2 separate regions of the Homo sapiens genome follow, and region 1 is linked to region 2. The links are chromatin loops, found by intact Hi-C in ENCODE. Cell type or tissue: ovary. All regions are shown on one strand.

Region 1 (5,000 bases), 84 kb after region 2:
AAGAAAATTCTCCTAGGCCTTAATAGAAAACTTTCAGAGCTATTAAACATGAAATTATTATAAGGTCAAATAGATTTTTGGCTATAGACTCGCAAGATTAATGCAAACAAGCTTTTGGAGTTACTTGGTTACCTGGGTAGTCCTGGATTTTGCCTTTTTTCTCCCAAGACGCTTATAATTGGATTTTTTTTTTGAGACGGAATCTCGCTCTGGCCCAGGCTGGAGTGCAGTGGCGCGATATCTCGTCTCACTGCAAGCTCCACCTCCCGGGTTCACGCCATTCTCCTGCCTCAGCCTCCCGAGCAGCTGGGACTACAGGCGCGCGCCACCATGCCCGGCTAATTTTTTGTGTGTGTATTTTTAGTAGAGGCGGGGTTTCACCGTGTTAACCAGGATGGTTTCGATTACCTAACCTCGTGATCCGCCCGCCTCGGCCTCCCAAAGCGCTGGGATTACAGGCGTGAGCCACCGCGCCTGCGCTCAATTCTCAAGAGATTTTTTTTTTTTTTTTATGATATCATAGTCTTCTTTCATGCATATATCTTTTCTCTTTGTAAATAATAACAGCTTTTAAAAACATTTTGTATTTTTTCACTTCATGGATTATTTCTTCTAACTTCTTTTTTCTTTGCTTTGTTTCTATCTTTCCTATTACAAAGCTGGAATCACTCCACATTTCTGATGATCTTGGTTGTCTTCTGTTGCAGGATGGGGCACTAACGAGCTATCGGGAAGCTCTGAATACATGGGTGGCATCTGTGTCATGTGAGATTTGCTATAGAACTCTCTGGTGGGATTAATTGCTGGGGAATATAATGTCAGTAAGGGTGGGTATTTTCTCTTGGGCTGGTCAGATTTTTCAAAGGATGATTTTGGAAGTTTCCGTGCAGAAGACACATGCCCAGCTGCCAGCACTCTGGGGCCCAAGAGGGCAATTGAGAATTGAAAATCATCACAGCAGAGTAGAAATCCAATAGAAACATAAAAGATCTCAATAAATTTATGCCGTGGTGTACCTTTTCTCCAGACGATAACTAATGAAGTGCCCCCAAACTGATGATTCAAAGAAAGGTGTGATATCTGACAAGCTGATGCTCTCACCCTGGGGAGAGGGAAGGGATTCCCCAGGACTAGGGTGAGGAGGCTCCAGGATGGCAGGTGTGGCCAGAGGCAAAGCACCTCCCGCCCACATGGGAGTAAGTCAAAGGCTCCAGAGAGATACGCAGCTGGGAATAAAATTTCCAGAGACTGTATCAACAATCATGGTGTGTCTCAAGCAATTTAAACGGAAATAAAGTTGACGTGTTCTCAAAAATATGCTAAAAAACTCAAAAGTGGCTTTAAAGCTGACATAGACATATAAAATATGTGTCTATGAAAATAATAGTAGAACCTACCTCATAGAGTTATTCTGAGGTTTACATGAGTACATAATTTGAACCAACCATTTGGAACAGCAACTGGCACATGCTGAGAGTGGCAAGGATATTACCTATTATTCTTTAGGTTATTAAACTCTAGAGTTAGGCTTCGTGGAATCCTGGCCCCACCACTAGCTGTGTTACATTGGGAAATTGATGCAATCTCTCTAAACCTCAATGTCTTCATCTGTACAATGTGCATGGCAATGGCATTTACCTCATAAGTTAATGCTAAACATTGCACTAAATGAGGCAATGTATGCTCAAAAATGAGCATAGTCAGCACTCCATAAATGTTAGCTATAAATAGTAATAATTTGTGCTTTTTACAAAAATTTATATTTTAACTTCAAAAAGGAAAACAATCTCCACCATTAAAGAACTCTTTAATTTTTAGATACTTTTATATTGCGACAAACATACCATTTGTATTACTCTGTATTGTTTTAATAAACACTTGGTATTTCTACATCATCTCAGTAATTACATGTTTAAGCATCTGCCAAGAACATTTTCAGGATAATTTAAAATACATCAATACATCATCAAAACACTTTTGGAACATTCAGATGGTTTGTAGTTTGGTTCTCACAGAGAAGACTGGATGGTACATCTTTGTTTTTGGATTGGGCTTCTTAGGTTATTTCCCAACTCCCTTCACAGGAGGAATGTAAGCAAACATTTTGATCTCTCACACATGCTCTTCTTGGCAGGATTCCAGGCTCCACAGCCGCTGCAAGACCAGCAAGTATTTCCGCTCCCTCGACATCTTGGGCTTCAGTACCAAAATCAAAATGAAATGCTAATTGAGTAGGGATTGATGGCTTTGAATGTGGCATTTTCAAAAATTTCTCTAGGAACTTAAAATGTATTCTATTTATTGCAGTGTGCTATAGAGTATGCATCTATTCCATTCTCAAGTTCTGTTTACTGCTACTAAAGTCCCTCTCCCAATTTTCATTTTGCACCTCATCCCAAAACATGCTTTAAGGTTGTTATTTATGCACATACATGAACTGTTACAATTCTTTCTAGCAATCTTTACAATAATATTAATCTCATTATCTTACCAAGTTATTTAACCCCCAAAATGAAGGATTTGAACTGAAGATAATTTCTGCAAGTTACAGTATTCTTTGTCAGGCCCATGTAAATTATGGACCTCTGCGGAAAAGAAGACAGTTGGATCTCTTGCAGGGATGCTGGTCTGTCCTTCTCCAGGCTTTGGAGTCACATCTTCGCACTGCTCATCATTACCTGTATAATTATATTAGAGATGCCAATCCTTGCCTTCCACTAACCTTCCAAGAGAGCTTGTGGTAATTTGTTACGTCAGCAATAGAAAATTAACACACCTCTGTTGCAAACATGGCCATCTAGGATCTGCGGGTAGGCACATCTCCGTCTTTGATCTCAGCCTGGAAAAGCTCATCAATTTTAAGAAGCCATAAGATTAGATTAGGTTCACCTGGATAATCCAAGCTAATCTTCCCATCCCAAGACCTTTAACTGAATCATATCTACAAAATCCATTTTTGCCCTGTAAAGCAACATATTTCTAGATTCCAGGGATTGGGAGCGGACTTCTTTGAGGGCCATTATTCTGCCTACCAGGCAGAGGATCACTCCCCCAAAGTGAATCAAGTATATCATCTCCCTGGATAAGCTAAATTTAGAATATGGTACTTTGTGAAAATGTAATATAGAATCAGGTTGGCTTGCAGAGACACACATAGAGAGAGAAGTAGAGGAAAGTGATGCCCTGTGATCCCCAGAGATTGACAGGGTTACCTGTGGACATTCCAGATGTTGCTCCAGAGGGCCTGCTATGGCCCTCTGATACTAGAACACTGGCTTTCAATAATGTGGCAACTGCTCTTCCCACCTGCCCATCTAAACGTTTAGAAGGTGGGACAAAGAGTAAGCACAGAGTAGTTGCCAGATGGTATTAAGAAAGATCTCCTGACTGTATGGAGTTTATCCCAAAGTGCTTTCGGTATTTCATGGAGCCATATGCTCAAAATGTGATGGAAGCTCATAAGTGGATACCACATTTCCAAATTCATTATGGCCTTGAAAACAAGGTGGTAGTGGCTATAATTCCCTTAAATGCTAGGTCTCCATATGCGAGAGATGATTAAACAGAAAAATGAATAAAAGGGTGTATGAAAGGGAAAAAATGTATTCAATATTATTTGTCCATACTGTTGATTGCATATATACCTTTCAATTCCATCTCATCTTTCTTGATAAATCCTTTTTGGGGGGTAACTGATAATTTTATTTTGGGATTGATAACAGGTTTTTTACTTTTATTTATTTATTTTTTCTATTTCAATAGGTTTTGGGGGAACAGGTGGTGTTTGGTCACATGAATAAGTTCTTTGGTGGTGATTTCTGAGATTTTGGTGCACCCATAACTTGAGCAATGTACACTGTACATAGTGACTAGGTTTTATCCCTGACCTCCCTCCCACCCTTATCACTGAATCCTCAAAGTCCATTGTATCATTCTTTTGCCTTTGTGTCCTCATAGCTCATCTCCTACTTATGAGTGAGAAAATATGATATTTGGTTTTTCATTCCTGAGTTACTTCACTTAGAATAATGGTCTCCAATTCCACCCATCTTGCTGCCAGTGCCATTATTTAGTTCCTTTTTATGGCTGAGTAGTATTCCATAGTGTTTGTGTGTGTATGTGTTTTATCTAGTCAATGATCGGTGGGCATTTGGGCTGACTCTATATTCTTGCAATTGTGAATTGTGCTACTATAAACATGCGTGTGCAAGTATCTCTTTCTTATAATGACTTCTTTTCCTCTGGGTAGATACCAAGTAATGGAATTGCCGGATCAAATGGTAGATTTTCTTTTAGTTCTTTAAGGAATCCCCTCACTTTTTTCCATAGTGGTTGCACTAGTTTACATTCCAACCAACGGTGTCAAAGTGTTCCCTGTTTACTGTATCCACACCAACAAGTATTATTTTTTGATTTTTTGATTATGGCCATTCTTGAAGTAGTAGGAAGGCATCACATTGTGGTTTTGATTTGCATTTCCCTGATCATTAGCGATATTGAGCATTTTTTCATATGTTTGTTGGCCATTTGTTTATTTTCATTTGAGAATTGCCTACTCACATCCTTAGCCCACTTTTGAATGGGATTGTTTGTTTTTCTCTTGCTGATTTGTTTGAGTTCTTTGTAGATTATTGATATTAGTCCTTTGTCAGATGTATAGATTGCCAAGATTTTCTCCCACTCTGTGGGTTGTCTGCTTAATCTGCTAATTATTTCTCTTGCTGTGCAGAAGCTTTTTAGTTTAATTAAGTCTCATCTATTTATCGTTGTTTTTGTTGCATTTGCTTTTGGGTTTTTGGTCATAAGTCTCTGCCTGAACCAATGTCTAGAAGGGTTTTTCCAATGTTATCTTCTAGAGTTTTTATGATTTCAGGTATTTGATATAAGTCTTTGATCCAGCTTGAGTTGATTTTTGTGTAAGTTAAGAGATGAGGATCCTGTTTCATTCTTCTACATGTGGCTTGCCAACCATCCCAGCACCATTTGTTGAATAGGGTGTC
Region 2 (5,000 bases):
ATGTAGAATGAGTGGGAGCCCTAAGCTTGATTTCCTGCAACTAGACAGTCCCATCTAGGGGTGATGGGAGACAGTGACAGATAATCAGGTATTCAACTGTCATAAGGAGTGCACATCCTGGATCTCTTGCATGTGCAGTCCACAATAGAGTTCTCACTCCTATGAGAATCTAATGCTCTGCTGATCTGTCAGAAAGCAGAACTCAAGCAGTAAAGCAAGCGCTAGGGAGCGGCTGTAAAAACTGATAACATTTTGTTAGCTCGCTCATCACTCACCTCCTGCTGTGTGGTCTGGTTCCTTAATAGTCCATGGACTGTTACTGATTGGTGGCCCTTGGGTAGGGGCCCCTGAAGTATACGACTGATTATGAATGAATAATGTGCACATGAATTACCTGGGGATCTTGTTAGAATGTAGATTGTGCTTCAGTAGGCACAGTGGGCCATGAGGTTCAACATCTCTAATAAACACCCCAGTGATGCCCACGTTGCTGGTCTGTGGACCTCACTTTGAGTAGCAAGGGCTTAAGCCACTCTTAGTTAGTATTCTGTAACTTGGAACCCAGGTATCACTATGGATGATGCCCCGACCTTTATGCATTCCTCTCCCTTAGATTAGATTGGCACTTCCAAGTTCCTTGAAGTGATGACTTCTCATTTTCTCTATGATTCTAACTTTTAAGATATTATATTATCTAATGCTAAGGTATTCCTTGACTATGCAATTTTCCTTCTGGCCATAAAAAATTATCCTCTCTGTCAGGTCTCAGGCTTCTTTGATGTTTATTAAGCCATCCTGATTTTTTGTGTTTAAATTTGCCCAATATATATGCTTAAAGACTAATGGGTACTCAAAATATTAATTAAATGAAAAACTACTACCATCTATTTTTTATATCTTTGATTTTTATTATTTTGGTTCAAGAAGTATCTTTTTGTTTTGTTGTCCTGTTCTAGGGTCTCTTGATAAGTATCTAGAAGTTGTCCAGATTGCTGATTTGACGTCAAGAGTGTCAATTCTGGTCTTTACTATTTCCATTTTGAGTTTTTATTTGTTGGCTTGTTTGCTTGCTTGTTTTTACTATTATATTCCTAGTTTATTGTGTAAGTTGTTCATTCACTGGGATTCCACTTGGAGCTCAGCCTTTACTTTAGCCGTAATGGGTCAAAGCATCCATTTCATAGAGGCTATTCTATTCATACACCTGGAGAAGACCAATGAACCAATTGCTTTCTAAAATTATGATTTGTTTCTTATAAAAAGTTATGTTCTTTTATGTTTTCGGGTGTTGTCTTCCCCCCCTTATATTGCAGTATTGTTTTATAGGCCCCATTTTAGTTTCTTCTTGTTTCCTTTTTCTTATATAAAATTGTTTCTGATACTGCATTTGTCAAAAGATAGGGTGAGTGGAACAGCCTTAAGCTTCCATTCTGTCTACTTGGGAGCTTGTTTGGTAGCTAAAGCTAAATTCTATTTTCATGCACAGCACCTAGCCATGCAATATGCAGTTCTTAATTAAGCAACATAACACATGGGACTAGACCTCCTCATTAACTGTTCCCACAGGCTAACTCCATCCACACTTGCAATACGTTTCCTTTGTTCACACTAAGCATACCAGGATGCCCTGTGCTTTCTCCAGACCGCTTTTATACAATATGTTGCATTCATAAAGAAGCCTGGATAGAGAAAGAGCAGTAGTAATGGTGCAGGATGTGTCTAGGAGAAGTAGGATAATTCCAATGGGCAAAGACAATTCTACATGGTCTGTTCAGGAATGATAACATTTCCTGATGGTCAGTAGAGCTCTTTAATCTGAAAAAGGCATAGAGAGGAGAGATAACAAAGTATTTTCATATTTCCTTTGGCATATGGTTCAAAAGCTAGAGTATGTGGTATGCCTCAAAAACTGTGCTTCTCAATACAGATGAAAAATCTATTCTGACTATGGCCTTTGAATTTATATTGTGGATACTAGCTTTTGTAGTAATTGTTGGCTTCATTGGGTGGAGGCACAGGAGGCATGATTATTCATCTATCATGTTAACCCAGTAATTTAATCCAAATACGCAATAACCTAGAGAATTAAGGAACCTGTGATCAGACCCCCATATTAGCAAGGGATATAAGAAAATACAGAATTCCCATTCTAGATATTTCACCAACTACATGTGACCTGAAAAAATTGCATAATCTCAGAGGGCCCTTAATTTTATCATGTGTGAAATAATTTAGACTAAATAATACCATCTAGCTGTAATTTTTTGTTTAAAAAATCCTCAAAGTACAATGGAAATGTTTTTATTTTTCCTACAGAGATTTAAAGTCCAAAAAGTCTTATAAAGCACAGGTTCTCATTTTCAAAAGACATAATGCTTAGAATTCATTATATTTTTTACAGAATATCATGTAATATTGATGTTACATTTAGAGTAACTAATTATGTAATTCTGAGATTATAGAATAAACATATGGAAGCAGATGTTTAAGTTTATGATAGAGAAAAAAATTATATTATTTTACTTCTGCTTCCTACTATTTTCTTGTTCTACATATTCTTTTTAATTATCTTTTTAGTTCTAGAAGACTTTTACAAATTGGCCTTACAATTAACTTTACTGAACTTTTCAGATTCTTGAGAATATTATTTGACATGAGGTGTCCAAACAGATATTAAACTTAGCTTGTATAACTTTGTCAACAAGCTATTAAATTGCTATTAAACTTCCTTGTTTAATTATTCTAATCATAACAATTCAGAAGAAAACAGGCAACTCTGACCCCATGGCTTATGCACCTGGCTTGGTCCTTTGGGTCTTTCCAATTACTGTGTGGTGTTCGAGGTAGATTTTAATCCCATAAGATTAAGAATAAACATTTCTTTCTTTATTTTCCTTTTAAAGGCAGAAGTTTTGAAATAAAGTTGAAATGTGTGGTGTCATTCTACCTGGAACATGTCCACATAGAACGAAAAGCATTTTTTTTCCTTTTCTTTTGGCTGCAGTGCAAACATGGTGCACATGCACAGGAAGCGTGACTGCGTGTTTTTACTAATGCATAACACATGTCTGGGAGTGCTTGACTCCTAAAAAACCATGAGTTTTTCACTTACTTTGCACGTGGTACCCTGAAGTTATAAGAGTGCTACAAATTATTCAGTAAACATGTAACAAAGTTCAGAAAGAGTGATGGTAGAAATGGGTGTCCAGAAAGAGAGTAAACAGATGTTTTCATTCAACAACCATGACCTTCAGCTTTGGCAATAAAAGTAAATATAAATGACATTGGAATTTTCCACCCAGATCCAAGGCTAGCCTTCTGGTTTAAACTTCTTTATATCTCTATGACATTATCTCCTTCTAAGACCTTCTTCTCAATTGACCCGAAACATTCATATGATTGGTGGCCAGAGAAATATCGATCAAGATTATTGCTATTTACTCCCCGATGTTTAAAATAGGACTTTGAAGCAAGACAATAAGCTTAAAAGCCAAGCTGTTTAGGGTAGAGAATTTTCTAAATTCCTTTTCTTTTTTTTCTTAAAGGCTGAAGAAGACTCAGATTTCTGACACAATGGTAACACCTATCCCTTCTGCCTGTGACTGCCAGGGCTTGCTGTATGATGATAAGAAGAGAATGTGACACAGAGGAAGGGGAAAAAGTCCATCCCTCTGGTAGTAGGGGGTTGTGGAATGGGAGGGAAAAAGGGAGAAGGAGAAGTAGAAAATACTCATATCTAAATGTCTTCATGTCTTCTGCTTGACTTTAGCCAGGAATGAGTGTTAGGAAAGAGGGGATGCTCTAGAAGAGGAAGCTATGGAGTCTTATTTGGGTCTATGTAAATAGCCCAACCACAGGCCCTTCTGCCCAATCTAGGGCAGACCCATACCAGAGTTTAACGTGGCAACAAAGTGTGGTTAGACAGAAGTTAGGCATGGAGTTTAGCTTTTCAAGGCAGCTTTCCATCACTACAAGGCCAAGGCAGAAATTAAATATCTCATTTCCTTTTTGCAGGGTAGAGCAAGCAGGGCAAAGGGGAATGACTGAGCAATCAGGTGACTTGAGAGCCAAATAACATTCCCATTCACAGGGTCTGAATTGGTGAAATGTATCAAGATCTTCAGCTTGAGATGGACCATCAGAGCAGGAGGCCAGAAGAGAGACATGGGGTTTGTTGTGATAACTAGAGCTAAAGTGAGCTAAGTGATCAGTAGAGCAACACTGGGCTCTGGCCAACCAAAATAAACCAGACCATGAGCTCCACCAGATAAGGCCCTCTGCTACAAGTACAGTAGGTGAGCAGCACCCAGGCAGAGAGAGGCATTGTCAGGAAGACTGAAGGAAAGAGGAGCATCACAAGTGATGAGGAGCTGATCTTCACCTAGGCAAGGAGGTGGGAAAGTCTTCCTTCCCCCAGATGCCCTGGGAGAGAATTGGGGAACAGGAAGACTCTGGGAAACTGAGCATTTCTTTTTATCAAAAGATAAAGAGCACAAGGATTATTTACATCATTGTAATAACCTACATTTTTTAGGCATAATTTTAGAAACATATCTTGGCTGCATATATGTGAGATTGCTTACATTTTTAAACATTACAATTGCTTATTAAATAAAAGAAGGACCCAAATAAGAAAGAAGAGAAAAAATAAGCAAGATGCTTAAAATGACTTATCTCCTTCAACAGTAGAGTTCTCCAGCAAGAGAAATACTAAAACCTAAGCTGTTGCTTTAGCACTAAGATTAAGGTTCCTTCCCAAGTGTTAGTCCCAGTAAAGAAGGGTATGAGAAAAAATTGTGAAGTGCATGCAATTTGTTGTTACTTCTTTCATGATTCAACATTCTACTAAGCTACCTGATTTACCCTGGTTTTGTTGTTGTTATTGTTGTTTTTAGCCATTACAAATACTTTGCTCTCAGGGAAGACTCAGATATTAATTATAAATCTCAGGGTGAGTTTATTAATGCTAAATGATGAACAGTGTTATATTGAAAGATATT

What was found. Hi-C counts contacts between places; a loop is a spot of excess contacts. Peaks named below come from ENCODE experiments on the same cell type or tissue, not always from the same donor. Only the 100,000 strongest peaks of a DNase experiment are listed, where the experiment ranks them.
Region 1: a loop joins it to region 2, with 5 times the contacts of the local background. A loop is called at or near these places in 3 of 110 quality-filtered maps.

What each region holds. Positions count from the first base shown.
Region 1 is chr4:99,298,147-99,303,146 of GRCh38, reverse strand. LOC100507053 (a long non-coding RNA gene) reads right to left here. Exons shown (of 10, transcript NR_037884.1): 8 at 2,777-2,848; 9 at 2,492-2,678; 10 at 1,791-2,196. Among named protein-coding and RNA genes, the nearest start is that of ADH1A, 9.7 kb to the right of the region's middle. In ovary, no CTCF peak of the experiment used is centred here; a DNase peak (open chromatin) is centred at 2,146; H3K27ac peaks cover 2,143 bases.
Region 2 is chr4:99,382,166-99,387,165 of GRCh38, reverse strand. It overlaps LOC102723576 (a long non-coding RNA gene), which reads left to right. Exons shown (of 5, transcript XR_939020.3): 4 at 3,546-3,674. Among named protein-coding and RNA genes, the nearest start is that of ADH1C, 32 kb to the right of the region's middle. In ovary, no CTCF peak of the experiment used is centred here; a DNase peak (open chromatin) is centred at 3,015; H3K27ac peaks cover 3,459 bases.